Linked DNA regions of Homo sapiens: region 1 is linked to region 2. The links are chromatin loops, found by intact Hi-C in ENCODE. Cell type or tissue: left lung. All regions are shown on one strand. Each heading gives the region's core, and the rest is flanking DNA. Links, peaks and the distances in the headings are about the cores only. Region 1 overlaps LOC105377853 (a long non-coding RNA gene). Region 2 holds the start of MIR30C2 (microRNA 30c-2).

The links. Peaks named below come from ENCODE experiments on the same cell type or tissue, not always from the same donor. Only the 100,000 strongest peaks of a DNase experiment are listed, where the experiment ranks them.
Region 1: it touches region 2 in a loop (2.8-fold over the local background); 7 of 110 quality-filtered maps call a loop at or near these places.

What each region holds. Positions count from the first base shown.
Region 1 is chr6:71,478,714-71,491,005 of GRCh38, forward strand. It overlaps LOC105377853 (a long non-coding RNA gene), which reads left to right. Exons shown (of 4, transcript XR_942683.3): 4 at 533-799. Among named protein-coding and RNA genes, the nearest start is that of LINC01626, 64 kb to the left of the region's middle. In left lung, for the core only: no CTCF peak of the experiment used is centred there; no DNase peak of the experiment used is centred there; H3K27ac peaks cover 2,497 bases.
Region 2 is chr6:71,368,307-71,380,598 of GRCh38, forward strand. MIR30C2 (microRNA 30c-2) reads right to left here and starts at 8,725; the gene lies at 8,654-8,725. RefSeq lists an enhancer at 1-240. In left lung, for the core only: no CTCF peak of the experiment used is centred there; no DNase peak of the experiment used is centred there; H3K27ac peaks cover 796 bases.

The DNA.
Region 1 (12,292 bases), core at 1,695-9,694, 110 kb after region 2:
AAATGTTTTGCTCTGACACTCTGATATTCTGAAGTCCTTATACTAATCACTACTTGGTACTGCTCTATTTATGTCTGTTGTCTCAAAGTGGTGGAAAAGTGGCCTGTAGGAATGAGGAAAACTGATGTACAAAGTGAGGAAGGAAATTTTAAATACAAAGCAATTTCACTAATAAAATGCTCAAGCAGTCTAGAGTAATTTGGGTACTTGGTGAATCATTGCTTAGCAATTCATGAATACTGTGGGTGCTTGGAATTCAATTCCATTGTCCTCTATCTGAATTGCTATGAAAAAGGTCACATGAGAAGGAAAGGAAGTTTTGACTTTCACATGCCTGTTATTGCTAAGGAAACCACTTCCTCAGTATTCACATATTCAGCATGTCTCTAGTTTTGGCTTCCATACAAATTACATCTTGGTGTTGCATTAAGAAACAAACAAGGGTGGAGAATATTTTAAAAACTCAACTCAACTATGATATGTTCACAGAACAAAAAGAGGAGCCCTTTTAAACGCCCTTTCTTTTCTGAAGTTCTCTAGGTATGCCTGGATGGAGCCTCTAAGACCTAACAGGATGTCTGAGATTCCAGGGAAGTGGCCTGTGATCTGTCAGTAAACAAATAAGAAGCTAATACAGCTTTGTTGTGTTTTCTGATTGGCATGGTTCTGAACTATCTCCTACTTGTAGTTGCAGACAAAGAAACAGGAGATGAATTACCATGTTCTAGGACTTTGTGTTCCTTTCCAATTCAAACTGCAATAAGAAATAAAAATGGTTAGGCTTCCAGTGTGTAGATTATATAACGTGTCTCCTCTCTTTTGTGGTTTTGTCTTGTTTTGTTTTTTGTCTTTTAAAGAGAAAAATGAATAAAATGAAGGGATATTTTAGAATGACTGGCTCCCTCAATGGGCCTTATTGCAAGTACAGCTGAACCCTGGCTCTTTTGGTTCAAGAATATCTTTACTATTTGACGGTTTCATTGTTTTTATTTATATTTCTATTTTTGACCCAAACAGAAAGATCTTGTATAAGCTACCTGTTTATCCATTGTAGAAATGCAACTATTTTCAATTCTCCCTGCTGCTGAGAATAATAATGAGGATCCAGAAGATCACAATTCTGAGATATCTGAGATTTATCTGCCTGAATAGCCTGGTTCTCTCTCCCAGCATTAGGATTTATAGTTCATCTTCTGCCTTTTTGTTTTCAAACTTGTTCATGAATCATAGGTTCAGAACAAAACTGTACTATTATTAAGAGCAATCTGCAAACAACTACTCTATAGTGAACTTATAACAGAAGAGTGCTCATTTGATATTACATGGTGGCAACTATGAAAGAGGCAACTGTTAGTTATAACAAAGCTGGAAGGGATAGGATTAGGTGAATATTTGGGAAATTTTATACTAACAGAGTTAATATCAAGTGGACACCTAAAACATTTAAAATGCATGGCCTTAGAAATCATGAATTTAATTTTGATTTTTAGTATACAAGAAAGGAATATATTTATAGATTCATAGAGGAAATACAGAAAGAAACTTAGTTATTAATTTATTTATGATCCTCTATGCATATGCCCCAGATATTGCACCAAAGCACTCTATTTCTGGGTTGAGTCTATGAAAAATTTGTAACCACGATTGTACATCTTGATTTCATTATGAACTGGGATGATGATAATCATGATGATGATAATGATGATGATGATATTTCTGTAGTAATAATAATAGCTAATGTATATTGAGAATTTACTAAGAACTAGTCATTGGGGTGAGCATTTTACATATACCATCTCATTTAATCCTCACAACAACCCTGTGAGATTGGTACTATTATCCCTGATCTTCATAAGAAGAACTGAGGCTCAGAGAGGTTAAATAAATGCTTAAGTTCACTCATCTAGTAAGCAACAGGGATAAGATTTGAAAACTGGTGGTCTCTCCCCAGAGTCTGACTTCTTAATCATTAGGTGTCTGTAAAGAGAAGGCCTTTCACATAGACTAATTTGAGATGCCAAAAGGCTAAAGGAAGGAAAGGATCCCACCCCTTCCTGCCCCAGCAAGTGCATGTGTATTGCTTGTATGTGATTGTTTTGAACTTAAAGAGGCAGATACCACAGTCCTCTGGATAGGGAAGGGGTTATCCCCAGCATCATTCATTCAAGAAAGGGGATGCCTTGAGTAAGAGAAAGAGGGAGAATTTGAACACCAGGCTAGATGAAAGGAGAGGTCTTGGACTGAGTGTTTGGACGGTGGATGTGCTAAGATAACAGGGACTCCCAACACCCCACTATCTCCACCTCCTGAGGAAGGATAAGGAATTTAAAAGAGATCTATAGTGGACAGAAAGTTGGGGAAAAGTTATGTCTCGGTAAACTAAAAAATTGAGTTTCATGGTATGTCTTACATCTGTTTCATATTTAAATGTTCATGCTGTGTCAAAGACATGCTCAAAGATACCAAAGGAAGAGTCATATTTGGATCAAGCATTAAAGGAAAATCAGGATTTCCCCTTCCTTCTTGCTCTTTGGGCCAAAGAGAAGATTTTGCCAAGTGGAGGGGTGAATCTAGCAGGAAAAGGTCATATCACCTCATGCCATTGAGGAGGTCCAGCTTTCATTGCCAAATTCAGAAAATCAGTTTTGCTTTCTTTCTTTTTTTTTTTTTTTTAAAGGAAGGAAACATTCTCCTCTCAGCATTTCAAAAGTATTTCCCCTACTATTTCTGCAATCTCCTAAATATTCATGTTCCTGCTAAAGACATTAAAGGCCACAATTAAATGCAAATGTTATCGAAACACCTTAGTTGACATTTAGCCCAGCTTAGTTAAACGGCACCAATTTCCACCCAGTAGCTGAAGCCAACGTCTGAGAGTTATTCTTGATTCCCTCATCTTTTCATTCCATGTGTCAATAAGATGTGTCAAACCCACCTTAAAACATCCCAAACCTGTCCTCTTCTCGCCATCATTCCAACCTCTTACCTGGGCTGCTGCAGTGCATTTCTCCTGGGTCCATTTCCTTCCACACTTGCCCCCTCTTAATTCATTCTCCACACTTCAGTTAGGGTGAACTTTTTACAACTTAATAAAATCATATCCCTCTGGTGCTCAAAATCCTCTAGTGTTTTCCCATTTAGAATAAATCCCAAACTCCTTACCCTAGCTTATAAAGCCTTCTATGATCTGGACCTGCCTATTCTTCAAAAGGCTTCTATTACTTGCCCCTTCAACCACCATACTCTACTGTGGACTATGAGCTGTTCTTCAAATATTCCAAGCTCATTCATGTGGTAGGGTACTCTGTACAAGTTGTTTCCCCTCCCTAGATTTTCTTTCTCCCTGTCTTCACATGGCTGGTCCCTTGTTGTTCAGATTTTACTTTTACTGTTAGCTCTTCAGAGAAGACTCCTTCAGCCTCCCCACTAATGTGGCTGAGTCACTCACATCATTGTCTGTTCCTCCTGCTAGAAGGGGCTTTATGAGAGTGGGGGCTACATCTGTCTCGTTCACTGTAGTATACTTGAGGCTGAGAAATGTGCTGCCACATTGGAAGATTTCTCTGAGTACCGGTGAAAGGAGAAACACACACTTATTATTAGCCATTATGATTCAGATCAATTCACATTATACCCAAGAAGGAATAGGACAGGGAAGTTTTTTACTGGGCATGAGGAGGGTGGAGATGATAATCAAATTCCATTTGTTTCACAATTAACATAGCTAGCCCTAAAGAATGGCAATAAAGATATTGATATTCAGGATTCTAAAGTTACTGTTTCCACCCCAGCAATGACTACTACATAGTCTAAAATACAGGTGCTAATTAATTCACTGTCTACATGTACCACTTAGGATTGGCTAGGATAGCATGGTGGCAACATGTAACCCCCAAACCTCTCAGTGACTTAAACAGTTGAAGTTTATTTCTTGCTAATGATGTATATTCATTACCTCTACATATTGTGGGCCCTCAGTGACCCAATCAGATGGAGGAGCTACCATCCTGAACTTGTGTGTGGCTGTGCCAAAAGGAAAGGGAAAGAGAGTGTGCAGTGAATTACACCCATCTCACCTCTGCTCACATTTTATTTGCCAGAGCAAGTCATGTTACCAGGAAAATTTGGCTGGGTGGGGAAATGCAGAATAGCACTAATGACTACCACTGGACATCTGTCTAGCTAACAAACATAAAGTTTTCTTTTCTTCCTTCACGATATGTACATTTACTGCCTCCCAGAGGCAGAACACGCTAAAGTGCCATTCAGTCACAGCACATGCAGGTCCAGTGTGGTTCCTTATGACCCAGAGATCTATGAACTATAAGACAAGTTACCTGTCCCCTATACATCTGATATGCAATGGCAAAAGCAAGAGCATGATAACTTCATAAATACTTCCATTCAGAAAGGGAAGGAAAGGGAGATACACAGGAATCACTGATCCATAGAAACCAAACGAATGTGCTGGGCAGAAGGGATGGTCCCCAGGTGATGGGAAATATTGCTTGATTAGGCTCCAAGTCTTCAACTCAAGAGAGATGAGCAGCTTTCCTACATTTGGCCTACAGAAGACTGGGGGCTCCAGGACAATTTAAAGTCTCACACAGTCACTTTGTCAGTCCAGGTTTGTTTCTTTTTCACCAGGATATCTTTTTAAAATATTGAATAAGTTTCTGTGTTGGTTATTCTCTGCCCTTTAAATATATTCCCTTCTCTGCCTTATTCTGTGTCCCAGGAGCTGACCTCTGTGGACTGCATTATCCAGAATTCCTTATACTCTGGATTTTTGTTGTTTGGGCAAGTGGCAGACACAGGTAGGAAATTGGAGGGCAGGATTTGAGAGGGAGAGAGGTTGCAGTATTTATCCCTATCCTGACATTCCCTTCCTCAACCTTTTCACAATCCTGGCAGTGGCTACCTTACTCAGCTGGTCTTAGCTCCTGTCTAAAGGTTTTTCTTCCCTGGCTCCAGACCTCACCAGGATCCTTCCACACAGTGCTGTCCCTTTGTCCTTGAGGCCTAGGGGTGGCAAAGGTTTCCTGTGGTTGCTAATTCCTGAGTACCTCATCATTCCTAATTGGTACCTTACCTCTGATATATTTCTGTAGACTACTTCTTTCATACATTTCCTTCAGTTACATAATTTGTGTATGCCATCTACTTCCTGCCAAACTGACAAAGCTTCATTTCTATTTGACTCAAACAACTAGATGTGTCAATGGCCACCCAAAGTTCTTCTCTTGACATATTTCTTAGATGTACCATATTTATATTCTTCCTTGCTCCCATGCCTCTCTCTTCCTCTTGACTTAATTTTGAAATCTTTGATGTCTGTGATACCTGGTCCAACTGAACTGAACCCATTTACTGGTTTTTGTGGAAACATCTTATTTCATTCAGTGATGTGATGGGCATTTCCTTTTTTATTTTTTGAGACAGGGTCTTGCTCTGTCACCCAGGCTGGAATGCAGTGGCAGTATCTCCACTCATGAAACCTCTGCCTGCCGGGTGCAAGAGATTCTCCTGCTTCAGCCTCCTGAGTAGCTGGGATTACAGGCGTGTGTCACCAGGCCCGGCTAATTTTTGCATTTTTAGTAGAGATGGGGTTTCACCATGTTGGCCAGGCTGGTCTCGAACTCCTAGCCTCAAGTGAGCCACCTGCCTCGGCCTCCCAAAGTGCTGGGATTACAGGTGTGAGCCACTGCACCTGGCAGCCATTTCCTTTTATTAGTTGGTTAGGGCTGCTATCACAACATTTTAGACTGAGTGGTGTAAACCACAGAAATGTATATTCTCACAGTTCTGGAAGCTGAAAGTCTAAGATCAAGGTGTGGGCAGTTTGCTTTCTCCTGTGGCCTCTCTCCTGGGCTTGCAGATGCTTGCCTTCTTGCTGTATCCTTACATGGTCTTTTCTCTGTGTATGTATTTCTAGTGTATTAGGGTTCTCCAGAGAAACTGAACCCATAGAGAATCTGTCTGTCTATCTATCTATCTATCTATCTATCTATCTATCTATCTATCATCTATCTATCATACAGAACTGGCTCACATGATTATGGAGACTGAGAAGTCCACAGTCTGCCATCTACAAGCTGAAGACTCAGGAAAGTGGGTGATACAATTCAATCTGAGTTCAAAGGCCTGAGAACCTGGAGAGCCAATGATGCAAATCCCAGTCCTAGGGCAGAAGATAAGATGAGATGTCTCAGCTTAAGCAGAGAGTCAGGAAAAATGGGTTGAATTCCCCCTTCCTTTGCCTTTTGTTCTGCTCAGGCCCACAACACATAGAATGACATTCAGCCACATTGGGAGGGCAATCAACTTTGCTGAGTCCACTGATTCCAGTGCTAGTTTCATTGAGAAACACTCTCCCAGACACACTCAGAAAAATGTTTAATATGGGTCACCCAGTGGGCCACTCAAATTGGTACATAGAACAACTCTCACACCCAGTGTTTCTCTCTCCTTATAAGAACTAGATTGGATTAGGGCCCCACCAAAACAGCTTCTTTTAACTTAATCACCCCTTTAAAGGCTATATTCCCAAATAGGGTTACATTCTGAGATGCTAGAGGTTGGAACTTCAACATGTGAATCTTGAAGGGTATAAAATTCATCCCATAACATCCTTGATATGATCCTTGACCCAAGGCAGAATTCCAGGTGACCTTTGCTTCAAAGCCTCTAGTTTCATCTTTTAACTGTTGAAGAGATAAAATCACCTTCTGCAATCCTGCAGGTTCCCAAATTCCTGGCCACTTCCTTTTTTTTTTGAGACAGTCTTGCTCTGTCGCCCAGGTTGTAGTGCAGTGACGTGACCTTGGCTCACTCCAACCTCCACCTCCCGGGTTCAAGCAATTCTAGTGCCTTAGCCTCCCGAGTATCTGGGACTACAGGTGCGCATCACCATGCCCGGCTAATTTTTGTATTTTAGTAGAGATGGGGGGGTGGTTTCACTATGTTGCCCAGGGTGGCCTCAAACTCCTGAGCTCAAGTGATCCGCCTGCCTCGGTCTCCCAAAGTGCTAGGATTACAGGCATGAGCCACTGCGCCCAGCCCCTATTTTCTTTTATTGATGTTTAAAACCTCCCTGATTGTTTCTGAAGTCATCTCTTTTTGTGGTGCCCTGTCAAACACAGTCATGCATCGTTTAATGACAGGGATATGTTCTGAGAAATGCATTGTTTGATGATTTTGTTGTTGTGTGAACATTACAGGATGTACTTACACAAACCTAGATGGTAGAGCCTACTACACACCTAGGCTATATGGTATAGGCTATTGCTCTTAGGCTATAAACCTGGACAGCATGTTACTGTACCGAATGCTGTAGGCAATTATAATGCAGTGGTAGGTATTTGTATATTTAAACATATCTAAATATAGAAAAGACACGGTAAAAATACATTATAATCATGTAGGACTGCTGTTATATATGTGGTCTATTGTTGACTGAAACATCATTATGCAGTGCATGACTGTACAGCCAATTATAATCAATACATATCACTAACACTGTTTTCCTATCTTATTCTCTAGAGCTACATTTTCTATCTTCCATATTATCCCAGGCAACAGTTTTACCAACTGTTTTGCTACTGCATTACAACGATCACTATCATTCTCGTCTCCAGTGGCAGTTTGCTTGCTGTCTACTGCCCGGTTGTTAGCCTCTACCATATATTTTAGGCTTATTTGCTATGGTAGCACTCATGTCTAGGTACTTATTTCTGTATCATTCAAGATAGATGTTTTGCTGCCATAAAAATACACATTCCTTTCTTGCTTTGTTACTTGTCTGTCAGGTCTAAAATGGGTCTCTGGTAGTCACCCAGGGACCTAGACTGATGGAGAACCACATTCCTGAACATGCCCATGTGCTATGCCAGAGGGATAAGAGAGCCACTGCATCTTAAAACCTCTCCTCAGATATAGCACACGTCACTTTTTAAAAATAGTTTTTTGACCAAAGTGAGTCACTTGGGTGCTTTTCATTTAAAAGGGGCAGGAAACTACAGCCTTACCATCTGCTTGAGGAGAAAACCCCAAATTTTGGGTGAACAGCACTAATGATTTCTGCACAGCACCGATGCTCAGTACTTGGTATTTACTTCTGGAAATTTAGAAAAAGTAAACATTTAAGATCATCTGTGGCATAAATCATAGGTCCATGACAGTATTTTTGTTTTATAGATTCTGGGCCACTATTTCTCCCCTCACACACGCAAAAACAATATCTAGTTCCCTAAGGCCACAGAATTACATATTCAGCTCTATGGGTGTCAGCTGCCTATTGTGTGTCATTTAGTAATTTCCATACCTTTTCTTTTTTACAACTAAAGAAGTCCAAAAAGAGGTGTGAAAAGTCAGGTGAAACTCTCTTATGCTTTATTGTTCTTATGATACATATGATATGTGTCTTATTCCTTTCCAAATGCATTTTAAAGTGAAGTCATATTTCAATTTGTCATTTTCATAAAGCAAGAAAGATAGCATTTATTGTCATGCATGGCCAAGCAGACTGGCAGATGCCACTAACAAATGGTAAAAAATTCTTCTATGGCTCATTATTTCTATAAAGGCTCTATTTTTTGGTTATTATTTCTGAAAAAGACCATAAACCCAACTATAAATGACAAAAAAATACAGTGGCCATCAAACCCAATTACAGTGTGTCTTTAGAGAGCTAGTGAATAAGTGAAGTTAATCACAATACCTCATATTCTGAAAAGACCTCATCACCCAGGGTACGAATTAAAGTAGTTTCCAGTCTAAAATAGATGTGTCTGTAACAGGAATCACTAACAGTGGGTTAAAAATAGAACCAGGTACAAAACCTACAGTGGAAGAGTATGCATAAAATTAGATTGTTTTGATTAGGTACATCCTTTTCTCAGAAGCTTCTCCAGGAATAAATTACTTTGCTAAAAGTCTTTTCCCTATTATTCCATCCCTGTCTCCGACTCCAAGTGATTTTTCTAAAATACAAATCTGATCTTGTCATTTCTCTACTTAAAATTAGTCCATACAGAACTAGGTTGCTATCAGGAAAGAGTCCTGACTCCTTAACTCCTCAAGGTTTAATGCCTTAACCTCTGTAGACCAACCTATTAATGTCTGCTCTGGATTGAATATTTATGTCCCTCCACAAATTTATATCCTAACTCCCAAGATGATGATAGTAGGACGTTAGGCTTTTGGGAGGTGATAAGTTCATGAGGGCAGGGCCTCATTAATGGGATTAGTGCTCTTATAAAAGAGGGCTCAGAGAGCTTGTTTGCTCCTCTACCATTTGAGGACACAGTGAGAAGGTGCCATCTATGAATCAGAAAGAGGGCCTTCATCAGACACTAACTCTGTCAGCTTCTTGGTCTTGGGCTTCCCAGCCTCCAGAACTGTGAGAAATATATTTCTGTTCCTTTGTTTTGGTACTTTGTAACAAAGCAGTCTCAACAGACTAAGACAATGTTCCTCTTCATACACTGGTGTCCCAGCCATTAAGCTAATTGCTATGTTTCAGCACTGTTAAATGAAGTTTAGCCTTAAGCTGCCTCCTTATGTATTTTAAGTTGGGTCTAAAGCTTTCTCTGAACATCGTGAACTATAACCTACAAGGAGTTGTATACAGACTGTAGTCTATGCCTGTGCCAATCACCAAGTTCCTCAAAGGTGGCCAGCTGTTCAAATTGTGTTCAGATAAGGCAAACGTCGAGCTGTAACCAATCCAGCTGTCTCTATCTTACTTTCCTTTTCTGTATGTCATTTTCCTTTTTCTGTCCATAACTCTTCTTCCACCATGTTGGCTGTGCTGGAGTCTCTGAGCCAACTCTGGCTCGACAGGCTGCCTGACTTGCCAATCATTCTTTGCTCAGTTAAACTCTTTTAAATTTAATTTGGCTATAGTTTTTCTTTTAACAGCTGCATCCTTAACATTTGCTAGTCTCTTGAAGCTCTACTTAAGTGTTCCCTCTGCTCAGAAGTCCCCTTTGTTTTTAATTCCTCTAGGCCCTATCATCACCTCTAAGCATTTATTATTCATTATTGAGGTGGGTAATTTACATGTTTCTTCAGTTTTCTAGATTTGGGGCAACTTGAGTACAGCAATTTTGTCTTATAAAATAAATGCATGTGTGTTTATAGCCCATCCCATTTTTACAAAGGCTTTAAGGAGAACAGTCTTACTTGTGTCTCTTGTTTTTTTATATCCTAAGAGAAATACTCATTTTTTTTTCTCATGTAACTTAGGCTATAGTGTTAAGTCAGATTACAGTGAAACAAATTTCTCACAGGGAGAATTTTTTTTTATATATATATAGTTTATAAAGGTTCGCAAAGGTATTCTACTAAGGTGGCATGTTGTTGAGGTCAAGCCCTTGGAGAAAGAAATGTTTGTGTCTCAGCATGTAGGTTGGCAGTATCTTATTTTCCAAATGAATATTGGTGTTAACCATCCCATGAAAATACTCTTTCTAAAAACATAACTTGTAGAGTTATATTATATTCTGTCAAAATGTGTCTTAAGTATTATATGGAATGCCCACGAGTTCCCTTGGTTGGGGCCATTGTATGATTCTCTCTCGTATGCACAACGTGGGGGAGATGAAGTTGGGGAGGTGTACCATGAAACTACATGTATTTTAAGTTGGGCCTAAAGGTTTCTTTTTACATCATGAACTATAACCTAAATGGAGTTGTATACAGACTGTAGTTGACAATATCCCCGTGTTGTCTGTATATCTGGATATTGTATTTCTAGATATCTGTATATCTGGATATTGTATATCTAGATATCTGTATATCTGGATATACTCACTGTATTTACTTTAAGTTAATTCACAGTTCTTAGTGGAGCATGACTTTGATTGTCAGTGCCATTCCAAATCCCTTTCCTGATTCACTCCGCCTACTGCCTACATCCTCCCCTGATTTACAGGTTCCTGACTGCTTTTCTGATGTCTTTTTATAGTTCTCAATCAATTTAATGAAAGAAATTTATCTGACAAAAATTTTGAAAATCAGCCTTGCCTGACCTTCCCTTGCCTTGTTCTTCTGCATTGGCTACATGGTCATTCTCTGAGTGATTTTTTTTTCTTTCGCATATTTGCCCTGAGCTCTGGCTTTTTTTTTCTTTCACATATTTGTCCTGAGCTCTGGCTTTTTTTTTTTTCTTTCACATATTTGCCCTGAGCTCTGATCAGGGGAAGCTCTGACTGCCCTCGCCTTCCTGACTGCTGAGTCACAGGTTTACTCCATCCATAGAACTCTTTGGATTTAAGTGGCCCCCTGCCTTACTGGTACTTCTGGTTTCAGTATGTTTTTGGTCCTACCACCACCAGACACTCCTAATCCCTTCCACATCTTTTCAGAGATCCTTGTCCTGATATACTGATTTATCGTGCAATCCTGGGTAATTTATTTAACCTTTCTGTTTCTTAGTTTTCCTGTTTTACAAAGATGAGCCTTGATAAGCCCCAAACTGCCTTCACACACCTTGTGAGGATCAAGTAAGACAAAGTTTGTGAAAACACTTTGTTGAGTGAAAAGTGCCAAACTAACGTAAGATATTATTTTTATTGCAACACTGTTTTCATTGAAACATCATTCCTAGATGTCATTGTCTTTATACAGAGCTATATGGTTTTAAAAATATTGATTTCTAGTTGGATAGACTAGGATACATGTAAGAAGGAAAATAGTGGTAACTATTGTTATTGACCATATACCATTTGCCAAGTACAGTGCTAGGTGTTTTTGGTCTTATCTATTTTAATCTTTACATCTATTCTGCAATGTAGGTTTTACAGAGACTCAGAGACATAAAGTATCTTGTCCAAGAATATATAGTTTGTAAGTCACAGAACAAAGGAGTGTGTTCACTTCTGTTTTATTGCAGAGCTGTGATGTTCAACATATGCCTTCCTTGAGATGCTGATATATTCCAAATAGTTTTTGCATTTTTTTTCTGGTAATATCATAAATATGTTTCCATCCTATGTACTCCCTGCTCATGACAATCATGATGTATTGGGCAGCCTTTTAGGATGCTAACCAACAATCTCCTCCTCCTGGTAATAAGATTCTGTAGTCTACTCCCCTTGAGTGTGGGTTGGACTTAGTGACTTGCTTTTAGTGAATAGAATACAACAAAGGTGATGGGATATCACTTCTGAAATTAGTTTACAAGAGACCGTGACTTCTGTCTTGCTGGCATTTGCTTGCTTCCTCAGTTTAAGGAAACTAACTGCAGTATTCTGAATTACCCTATGGAAAAGCTCATACGACAGAGAAC
Region 2 (12,292 bases), core at 2,228-10,227:
TGCCCTGGAAAATTAAGACGATGATACCTAACTTAGAGGATACTTGTGTTTATCACTTCATGGTCATGATCAGACCTCTGGTGCCACACTGCCTAGGCTGAAATCCCAGTTTTAAGGCTCGTTAGCATAACCTTGGGCAGTTTTCTTAATCTCTTTCATCTCAGATTCCTCATCTGAAAAATAATGTTCATGCATATTGAACTGTGAGGATTAAATCTGTTAATATAAGCCAAATGTTTAGAATAGTGCCCTGTACATAGTAAGGACACTAAGTATTTGCTCTTGACCCCTGGCATGGCTTTGGAATGTACAGAATCCTCAGTGATTATTGGTTATCTGATTATTATTACTATAATAGAAGCCTGGCTTGCTGCTGCCCGTCATTGACTTACTAAATACCTGTGAAAGGAAAGTCAGCAAAAAAAAAAAAAAATCAGATTCCACAAAATGAGTTGGAATATATTATGTAGAATTGAAAGGTTCACTGAAGTATAAGTTTAGCAATAAGCACAACAGGGGTAGTCCCCACAAAATTAGAAGCTTCCTGAGGTGGGAGCATCTAGTTGCTTGCTACTGATGTCCAATGCTAAGACTGAGCTGAGTATTCGTGGAGTGGGATGGGTTGAAATGGCCCAGAATAGTTGCAGCGATTGCACTGTAATTAAAAATGTCTAATTGGAGCTATAGGAAGGCAAGCAGAGACTGGCTTCTTCAGCACACTCATACAACTGGGCTAGCTCCAACATTAAAACTATTTTTAAATTCAAAGGTGGTTTTTATTATATATTTATTTTCATTTTTTTATTTTTTTGAGACGGAGTCTTGCTCTGTCACCCAGGCTGGAGTGCAATGGCAGGATCTCCACTCACTGCAAGCTCCGCCTCCCAGGTTCACCCCATTCTCCTGCCTCAGCCTCCCGAATAGCTGGGACTACAGGCGCCCACCATCATGCCTGGCTAATTTTTTGTATTTTTTTTTTTTTAGTAGAGACAGGGTTTCACCATGTTAGCCAGGATGGTCTCGATCTCCTGACCTCGTGATCTGCCCACCTTAGCCTCCCAGAGTGCTGGGATTTTACAGGCGTTAGCCACCACGCCCGGCCAAAGGTGGTTTTTAAAAATGTGGAATTTTATTTGTCTTCATAGGAACACCTAACCCTAGTGTTGAAAGCTTTTTAGTACAGCCAGAAATTCACGGCTTTCAAGTGACTGAATTATATGGTGAAGTCCTGGATGTTATCAGATTCTCAAATAATGGGCATTACCAAACTACAGAAATAACTAATCTACTCGATGAAACTTGGAGGTTAAAATAAAAAGTATTTTTCTCCCTGGGCCAAAAAGAAGTATTTTAAAGCCATACTTGGCTTTTTGATGACAAAGCTTTTGATGAATTCAAAATTACAGAATGTTTCTAGACACTTTAAAGTCACAGGGCATTTAAAAAGTCAGTTTTAAGGTAATTTTTTATTCTTTAATTGTGGTTAAGATCATCCAGACCATCATATTTATCTCAGACATGCAAACTAGTATACTACAGAGATGTGTTAAACTGAAGACATAAATGTATGTATAGTTCAAATATTCCTAGAAGTAAATGATAACTTTAAGAATGTTCATCCTGGTGAGGGCACTGTTATTTTGTTCAAAACTATTTCTTGTTGAATGAGACTATTCCAAGCCTCATAGGAGTGGCATTCTGCAGTTACTGTGACAAGCAAAAATGCCTGCACACTGCACACATTTCTAAACACTACTGTGGGACTGTACTGTCTCCAGAAGAGACGCTTCAAGGGGACTTTGTTAGCATACGTGCCTTGCTGAAGGAATCACGGTTTTTGAGTTTGGGTTGAATATTTTTAAAGTTTCTTAGTTCAGGCTGGTTGAAACTTTTTCTTTCTTTCTTTTTTTTGGGGGGGGCAAGATCTCACTGTCACCCAAGTGGGAATGCAGTGGCACAATCACAGCTCATTGTAGCCTCGATCTCCCAGGCTCAAGAGATCCACCTGCCTCATTTCTCATTTTTTGTAGAGACAAGGTCTCACTATGTTGCCCAGGCTGGTCCTGAACTCCGGGGCTCAAGAAATCCTCCCGCCTTGGCCTCCCAAAGTGCTGGGATTAGGGGTTTGAGCCACCGGTGTCCGGACAAAGCTTTTTTTTTTCTCCATAATAAAAGGAAATTTTAAAAGACACTTTTAGCACCACAAAATTCTTTTGTCCAAAGAAAAAGCAAAAACTAATCATAATAGCCATTCTAGAAATTAAAAATATGAACAGTAAGTGCATAATCTATTCATATTCTTGATTCTGAGGAAATCTTACATTCAACAAATATGATAGTAGAGGGCTTATGTTTTTCTGTCCCAATCCTGGGTTACCTGACTATAGAAAAGATTAAAGAATCAGAGTCAGAAGCTGGCAGTGTCTCCTTCAGTCCTCCTGCGGCTCTACCGAGAGCCTATATAACCCTGGGTAAGCCAGTTAACCGTGTTTTGACCTCTTTCTTACAACGTGGGTAAGTGAGGCAATGCAGCAACATGGCAACAGCCGAATGCCCTTTAACATCAGCCTTTTTTCTCCTCATCTTTCAGTAATTTCGTTACTTGCCAGAAAATGAGGTGGACTGGTAGCTTTTGAGGGAAGTGATGTTCTAGAAGACAGTATACACTGCAGTATTTTGGAGAAAAGAGAATGTTTGCTGAAACGTCTCTTTGCTTATGGATAGCGTAATCTTTTATGCCAGTTTCAGAGAACGTTCCTCAAGATATGTGCTGTTGCTATGTTTTTAGAGAAAGATGATCTGGGATAAAGTTTCTCTTAGTGACTGCTGGAATAAGAGTTTTACCTGCCTTATTTAAGACCAGATAATACAGCGTTTTTTTTTTTAATTTTAGAAACTTTTAATTAAAGTATAACATACAATCAGAAAAGTGCATGAGTCACCATAGATATGTATCACCATAGATAACTATAGTTTTGCCTGTTTTTGAAATTAATGTAAATAGAAACATACGGTATGTTCTCTTCAGTGTCTGGTTTATTTTGTCCAACTTTATGTTTGTGAGATGCACTTATATCAGAAGTTGCAAATCATTCATTCTCAGTGCTAGATAGTATTCTGTTGTACGAATATTTCACAATTTACGAATCCTACTGTTGGCATTTGGATAATTCCTGATTTGGGGCTATTACAAATAGTGCTGCTATGAACATTCTTATTCATTTCTTCTGAAGAACACTGTGCAAATTTCTGTGAGGTAGGTAACAGCAACTGGGTCACAGGATATGGATCTGTTCAGCGTAAGTAGAGACCACTAAGAAGTTCTCTAAAGTGGCTGTACCAACTTATGCTTTCATCTGCAGTGTTACTCCACCTCCTTGCCAATACCAGATTTTTTTGTCTTTTTAATTTTACCCATTCTAGTAGTTGTGTCTTGCCATTGAGCTGTGATTTCATTTGCACTTATTTGATGACTAATAAGGTTGAGCAACTTTTTATGTTAATTGATCATCTACATATCCTCTCTGGTGAATTATCTGTTCAAATCTTTGCTCATTTTTCTACTGGGTTGCTTGTGTTTTCTAATTAATTTATAGGAATTCTTTATATATACTGGATATAAGTTGTTTGTTATATGTGTTGCTAATACCTCCTCTGGTATATTTTGCCTTTTCATTTTCTTAATGTTGTCTTTTGATGAACAGAAGTTCTTGGTATTATAATCCAAATTACCAGTTTTTTCTCTTTCTGGTTGGTGTTGTGTTGGGAGTTTTTTAAGGGAATTTTGCCCACTCCAAGGTCATAAGGATATTCTATATATTACTTCCTAGAAGCCTTGTTTTACCTTTCGTATTAGGATCCATAGACCATCCTGTCTCCAGTGTACTTCAGTATCATCTTTATCATAATAGTGTGTCTATTCTATTTATCATTTATCTGTTGTGTATCTGTCTGCCATTGTGCCAATATCACACTCTCATCATTACTATGGCTTTGTAACAGATCTTGATATGTGGAAGCATAATTTCTCCATCTTTTTTTCAAGATTATCTTGTCTAGCTTTTGCTGTTTGAATTCTAAATTTTAGAATCAGTTTATTAATTTCCAAACATACACCTGCTTACATTTTGATTGGGACTGTACTGAATCTACAGATCAACTTGGGGAGAATTAGCCACTTAACAATACTGAGTCCTGTTCTCTATGAACATGGTTTATCTCTCCATTTATTCAGGTCTTCTATAATTTATCTCAATAATATTTAGTTTCCAGTGCGGAGGTCTTATGCATCGTCTGTTAGATTTCCCCTTGGGCATTTGATAGTTTTTAATGTTATTATAAGAAGTATCTTTTAAAAATTTTCATTTTTATTTGTTTGTTGCTGATATATAGATATACAACTGATTTTTATATATTAACCATATAGTTTTCCAATGATAAAGTTAACCAAAATAACACCTAAAACCCAATTTTGTAATTAATAACCTGCTTTCTGCTATTTTAAAATGATGACAGCAGGCCGGGAGCAGTGGCTCATGGCTGTAATCCCAGCAGTTTGGGAGGCCAAGGCAGGTGGATCATCTGAGGTCAGGAGTTTGAGACCAGCCTGGCCAACATGGTGAAACCCCGTCTCTACTAAAAATACCAAAATTAGCCGGGCATGGTGGCGGGCGCCTGTAGTCCCAGCTATTTGGGAGGCTGAGGCGGAAGAATTGCTTGAAGCCGGGAGGGGGAGGTTGCAGTGAGGTGAGATCACGCCATCGCACTCCAGCCTGGGCGACAAGAGCGTGACTCTGTCTCAAAAAAAAAAAAAAAAAGAGAGAGAGAGCAGAATTATATTTACATTTATAGAAATCTAAGCCAGAGTAGTTTATAGAAATATATCACCACTAGGTATTATAAAGAATTACTAATTCGAACAAATAGAGACAAGGAGACTATAAATTCATAAATGAATAAAGTACATATGATACCTTTATTTCTACTGAGTTTTTAATGACACAATTAGGCTTACAAAGCTTGTCAATTAAAGCTTATGTCTTTTTTCAAATATAAATGGATGTTTACATTTAAAAGTAATCTGTTCTTTTAAAGTCTTTATGGCGTTTGCTTAGCAACCAATATATAAACATAACATAAAGATAAATCATCCTTACCAGTATTTAGAGAGTTACAAACTTGAATAGAGTTAGGTTCAAATTAATATGTTTACTTGTATCAGATACAATGATAATTTGAATATATATAACATATGCAACATATATAAACACACAAACATGTAACTTTTTATATTATATAACTCCTTAGCAATATCATCTCAGCAAATACGAAGAATTTCAAAAAGTTCATGGAAAATACATATTATGGAAAAACTATACATGGATTTCAATTTTTTCTTATATCAAAATAAACTTGTACTAATTTGTAACATGTCTGAACAGGATCTATTTTGAGGCACAAAAAAGGATAAGAAATCAGTTTGAAAAGAGCCCTTATCAGAGCAATGTCAATTCTGCTAAAATTAAAGCAAGAACATCAAATTTATGGGGAAGTTTGGGTGGGAAAATCAGGAAATCATTGCTGCTTTACAAAATGTTAGTGGGGGCAATGCCCCAAAGAAATTGGCAGTTTACAAATGAATAATTTATTTTAAGAAAAGATGAGATGATGTTGAAGATGAAGCCCACTATAGAAGACAAACTACATCAATTTGCAAGGAAAAAAAAAATCTTGTTTGTGCCCTAATTGAAGAGTACTGATGATTAACAGTACAAACCATAGCCAACGCCACAGACATTCCAACTGGTTCAGCTTACACAATTCTGACTGCAAAATTAAAGTTGAGCAAACTTTCCACTCTATAGGTGCCAAAATCATTGCACTCAGATGAGCTGCAGACAAGAGCAGAGCTTTCAGTGGAAATTTTACACAAGTGAGATCAAGGTCTTAAAGCTTTTCTTTGAAGGATTGTGATAGGAGATGAAACACAGCTTTACTGGTATGATCCTGAAGACAAAGCACAATCAAAGTAATGGCTACCAAGAAGGGGATGTGGTGCAGTCAAAGAAAAGCCAAGCAGTCAAGAGCTAAGGTCATGGCAACAGTTTTTTGGGATGCTTAAGTCTTTTTGCTTGTTAACTTTCTGAAAGGCCAAAGAATGATAACATCTACTTATTATGAGAGTGTTTGGGGAAAGCTAGCCAAAGGTTTAGCAGAAAAATGTCCAGGAAAGCTATACCAGACTCCCTCTCCACCATGACAATGCTTCTGCTCATTCTTCTCATCAAACAAGGGCAATTTTGCCAGAGTTTCAGTGGAATGTCACTAGGCATCCACCTTACTGTCCTGATTTGGCTCATTTGGACTTTTGTTTCCTAATCTTAAAAAAATCTGTCAGAGCACTCATTTTTCTTCAGTTAATAATGTTAAAAAGATGGCACTGATGTGGTGAAATTCCCAAGACCCTGTTCTTTAGGGATGGAATAAATGTCTGGTATCATTGCTTACAAAAGTGTCTTGACCCTGATGGAGCTTACTCTGAGAAATAAAATTTATATTTTTTATTTGTAGCTTTTAACTCAATGTTTCCATGAATATTTTGAAGCCCCCTCATATATATATTTATATATATAAATACATATATAAATATATATAAACATATATAAATATATATAAATATATATAAATATATGTAAATATATAAATATATGTAAATATATATAAATATATATATAAATATATATAAATATATATAAATATATATATAAATATATATAAATATATATAAAAATATATATAAATATATATATAAATATATATAAATATATATAAATATATAAATATATAAATATATATATATAACTTCTCAAGCATGCTTAATAATCCTACTTACTCATGTCACAAAACAGGCTAGTTAACAACTAGAACATATCTAGAAGAATAATACTAAACAAAAACCAAAATTATATAGCTTTATATCAAAGTTTTCCATAGTCAATGAAAGAAATATTCTGGAATATTTAAATACACTTGGTTTTGGAGGACAAGGCAATAAAAAGATTGAATAAAATTAGATATTTTACATAGATACACAAGATGTTTATATTTTGACACATTATATATTTTCTTGTAAGTTCCATGAGAAAAAGGACTTTGTTTCTGTTCTCTGCTATATCCCCTGTGCCTAGAAGTTCACATAGTAGATGCTCAATAAATAATTCTTGAATGATGAATGAATTTCAGCATGTATTTCAATAAGCTTTGAAACACCTACATTCATGACTAAAAGTTAACCATAAATTTAGATCTGGAATATTTGAATGTCCCCCCTTTTAATTTAGGCAGAATAATAAAATGCTATGGCAAAGCATATGCATCATTCTCTGCTGCTTAGAGTTGCTTTTCCCCTTACCCATATTATCTGCCTCTCCTAGCAGAAAGCAAAATTTCAAACATCTATAACAATTATTTCTTTGAGAAGACTGTAGAGCATTGTTTCAAAGAGGGTTTTCTTAAGCCTGTAGGCAAACCTAAAAAGGTAAATGACTCAATCAAGCTGGCACTTCAACAGTGTCTACCACTGCTTCAAGGCCAGCCTGTTCAAATACTTCCCTGAAATCACATGCTAAAGTCATTGTATTTAAACTTTTTTTCTATAAACTCATATGAAACAATTACTCCTATTGTATTAGGCTCTACAGTCAGTGCGGAGGTAAAATTAAAAGCTCCTCTAATACTTCTAAAGTAGTAGAGTGTCTTTTAGTTTAAATGACTGATATATGCTGATATGCCAAGACTAGAGTAATTTTGTTCAGATTTGTTTAATTTTTAATAGAAGCATTAAGTTAATTATTTAACTTCTTAAGGGCTTGTTATATAAAAATATGCCTTATTTAAATATTCTCTTTAACAAGAAGGCTTATTTCATAATAATTTTAAATAAATCAGCAATGGACTCAAATTTCAGGTAAGTTACATTCTAGATTAGATGTTTAATAGACCTTTGATTTAAACGATTTACATGAAAGAGTTTTTCTGGTTAAGGCTGAACTTATGAGTTCGTTCTGTAGATTTTTCTTAAAATTAACTTCTTGCATCCCATCCCTTACCTCTACATTTTCCTTCCTCTCCCGTCCTCCAACAACAATTCTATTTTTTCCTGAAATGTGTAACTATATTCTAGCTTTAAAGAGCAGACCTTATTGTTTGCCATTACAATTCCTAAAGCATGGGGCTCCAAGGTGCCTTTGATCCCTGATAAAATAGCAAGTCCAAGGACACTAGAATTTTTGCTTCAAGAAAAGCAGACTTCAGTGTGGAATGCTCTCAGGTTAAAGGAGAAATGTTTAGCTTAACGTATAGGTAATGTGTTGCTTTTACAGATCAGACTGCAGCAACCCACAAAATGTAGCCTCATACAAGTTAACCAGAACTTTTGTCACTTGGGTATTTGGTAATCTTTTTTTTCTTTTTAAACTAAGTGAAACAGTTCAAATATAACTGATATTATAGATTATCTTACATTTCTTTGGATGACTTAGTCAATTCACCTTTTTTCCTTTTACAGTTGACCTCAGAAACAAACACGGGATAGGATCAATTCTAAGACATAGAAATATTCAAAATCCATTTCTCTTTAGTTGACTTCCAAGGCAGAAAGAGTAAACAGCCTTCTCCCAGCTTTCTTACTTTCCACAGCTGAGAGTGTAGGATGTTTACAGTATCTGTCGCTCAGTGCTCTCTAGGATGGGGTTGGCAGTCAGCAGCACAAGCCTCAGGAAACCCAGTACCATTTGAAGATACCATAATATGTCACAGGAAAAGATCAGAAAAGTATACTTGGGACTAAATTATGGCTCTTTTAGGAGTAGGGTTGGAAGGGTGGGTGGGGAGGCTATATGACACTTACTTAGTGCTGCCTGCTCAGTTCTTGTTTTCTTCCTGTTTTGCACATCCTAAGATATTCCTAAGGTCTCTAGCTTTGAGCTTGCACACTCACGGATTTGGTTAATTTTGGATTTTCAATATTCTATGCTTTCCCAAAAGGGTTTCAAAATATTCGCCAAACTCCTTCCTTAAACAGTACATAATCCCTTTCTGACTGTTGGGAGACATGAAATGCAGCTTCTCACTCTCTGGGCTATACAACTTTGTTTCAGCTCACTCCTGCACAGAACTGAGAATAATGGCTAAACAGAAGACCAACAGTTTAATTACTGAAAATTAGTTACCTTAATGATGGGATACACAGTAATAAATTTAATCAAATGAGCAAAAAGTAAATATGTTAGAATACAACTTTACATGCATAAAAATGGTATATTGCAAATTGCTAATATAATGCTAAAATTATTTTAAAAATTCATATTCGGACAGAAGTGAACCTACAATTAGAGGCATACACATGAATGGAGTCAGTTGCTTCCTAAAGTTATTTTCTAAGAATGACTTATTCAAATAGTTCTTGGACTTCATTTGCTAAACTGGTCTAAGGTACACAAAATACTTGGGCGAAGAAGAAAGTCATCATTACTATACATCTCAGAACAAACCTACCTGATAAGAGACTACACTGTAAACCCAGGTGGCATATAATTCCAAACTGTTACAGGATCTTACTCATTTCATTCATTCATTCATTCATTCAACAAACAATTGTGACTGCCTGCCATATATCAGCAATGTTTTAAATTCTAGGTGATGAGAAATGAAGGGTATCATCCCTACCTTCGAGAAGGACACAGCTTAATTTGCAAGACAGACACATACACCATTACTATAAGTGTTATGATGGGTCAAAAGACACTTCTGAGTTGGCTAATAGCCAGGCTGAGTCTTGAAGCCTGAATAAAATTAGCTAGGTGAAGATGGTGCTAATGGGAATTTGGAAGGGGTGGGCAGTGAAGAAGATAGTGTAGCTTAAAGTGTACCAGAAAGAACAGTCATCCAATAGAGAAAGAAAGACAAAGGTAATGTATGCTGAGGCCTTTAAGAATTCAGCAGAGGTGGAGTCAAAGATGCATGTGGGTGAAGGGTAAGGGGAGAGACACAAGGGAAAGATGGGAGTCCTTATGTGCCAGGTTAAAGGGTTTGGGCATTATCTCCAAACGATGGGTACGAGTGAAAGATAGTAAGCAGGCAAGTGGGATGACCATGTCAGTACTTTAGAGAATTTACTCTAGCTTTAAGGTGGCAGGTAAGGAAAACAGGAAAAGAATCACTGCAGTAGTGTAAGGGAGAGCATGGGAGCCTTAATTAGGGAAGAGGCAGTAAGAACACAGAGAAAATGAATATGAGAAATTATAAAGACAAGAAGAACAGCAGAATTCAGTGAGTGAGTAGCTGAGGGGAGAGGCACTGTGGAGATGGAGAAGTCATGGGTAATTCACAAGCCTGGCTTGGGCTTCATAAGGCCTTTCATGCAGGAGGGAAAGAATAGGAAGAGAAGTGGAGAAGGAAAGAGCCCTAAGAATGATAACTTGAATGGGCTGGGCTGCAAAGTTATGACCCCATGCTCATTGAATACTGAATTCTGTCACAACTGAAAGGGTGAAAACACTTGAAGAACTAAATCACACAAACCTGTTCTTTATTCTGTTTCTGCACTTCTGCTTACTCTTCTACCTGGCAAGTGCCCATACAGTCTTCAAATCCCAAATCAAGTATTCTCTCTTGTGAATCCTCTCTGGTCAGCGTCATCCCTAACACCCACACCCCTCCCCCAACCTGAGGAGGAATTGTTCATTTTTCCTTTTACCACCATTATACTGTGCCTAGGTCACATAATTGCATATGCCTAGATCACAGAACTGATACTTTATTACAATTATTTGTTTACCTATCCATCTCTCTACTAGGGAAGAAACACCATGTTTCGTTTAACTTAACTTCATTTCATCAGAAGAAATTCACAACATGTATCCAGGGTTTGTCTGGTACTAAAGGAGGTTCTCAGTGAAGGTTTGATGAATGAATGAATGAATGAATGAATGATGCCATCTACCACCTGACAATGGGTTAACAATGTTAAGATGATTATTCAGGTTTTAAAAATCTCTAAATAAAAAATATTTACCAGTTTCTAAAACTTTGTTTTTATTCCCCCAAAATTCAAGGTTAGGCTGTTTTACTTTTCTAAGGAACTCATAGCTAAGAAGAGAAAGCAATCTCTCCTTAAATGATGGCATTAACTCCTGGAAAGTTAACCTTTTATGAAGGCAGCCTTATTTTAAAATTTTATTTTCATGATGGATTTCAAGTGAAGAAAAACCAGGATACACAGTAAATGCAGAGAAGAAATCTATGTAAACAGTTTAAAAATAGACAAGAATGAAAGAAAATGGTCATAAAATGTGGGTATCAATACTGAATAATTATGTAAGAGCTTAAAATGTTCTACATGGAAAGAACCACACCTTATTAAATAGTCACTAAAATAATTTTAGCTACATGAAATGATTTTAACTTCTTAAAGTCAAGTCTGAAAAGTTCCTTTTGTAACGTGAAAGCCACTCTCTTTTGCTTCAGTAGGGCTTCTGATGTAATAGGCATTTTAGTCACATAAAACTAATCTCCAATAAACTAGCCTTTGGTCATTTTTAGTTCTGAATGAAAATACATTTATTTCAAATGTAGATTATATTTGATCAAATCTGTCACATTCTGTATCAAAAAACCTTATCCATTGATTTAAAAATATTCTGCAGTATTACACATCAACTTTCAGGATACACAGTGGCTTTTCCCAACTCCCAATGTTCATTTTTTAAATTAAAATGTAGCAACTTTACAGTATGTAAAGTTTTTAATTTAAAAACTTACATTTTTAAAATTAAAATGTAGCAGCTTTACAGCCATGAATGATTCACTGGAGAAAAAACACTGTTCCCAGATTTAAAGCTTAATGTATCTTGTATACAAGGATGTTCTACAGCTCATGCCCTGCCCAGTAATGGGCTTTACTCCTTTTTTTTTTTTGTTCGAGATGGAATCTCGCTCTGTCGCCCAGGCTGGAGTGCAGTGGGGCAATCTCGGCTCACTGCAAGCTCCGCCTCCCGGGTTCACGCCATTCTCCTGCCTCAGCCTCCCGAGTAGCTGGGACTACAGACGCCTGCCAACACGCCCGACTAATTTTTTGTATTTTTAGTAGAGACAGGGTTTCACCGTGTTAGCCAGGATGGTCTTGATCTCCTGACCTTGTGATCCACCCTCCTCGGCCTCCCAAAGTGCTGGGATTACAGGTGTGAGCCACTGCACCCTGCCAAGGCTTTACTAATTCTTAAAGTCAGGCTCC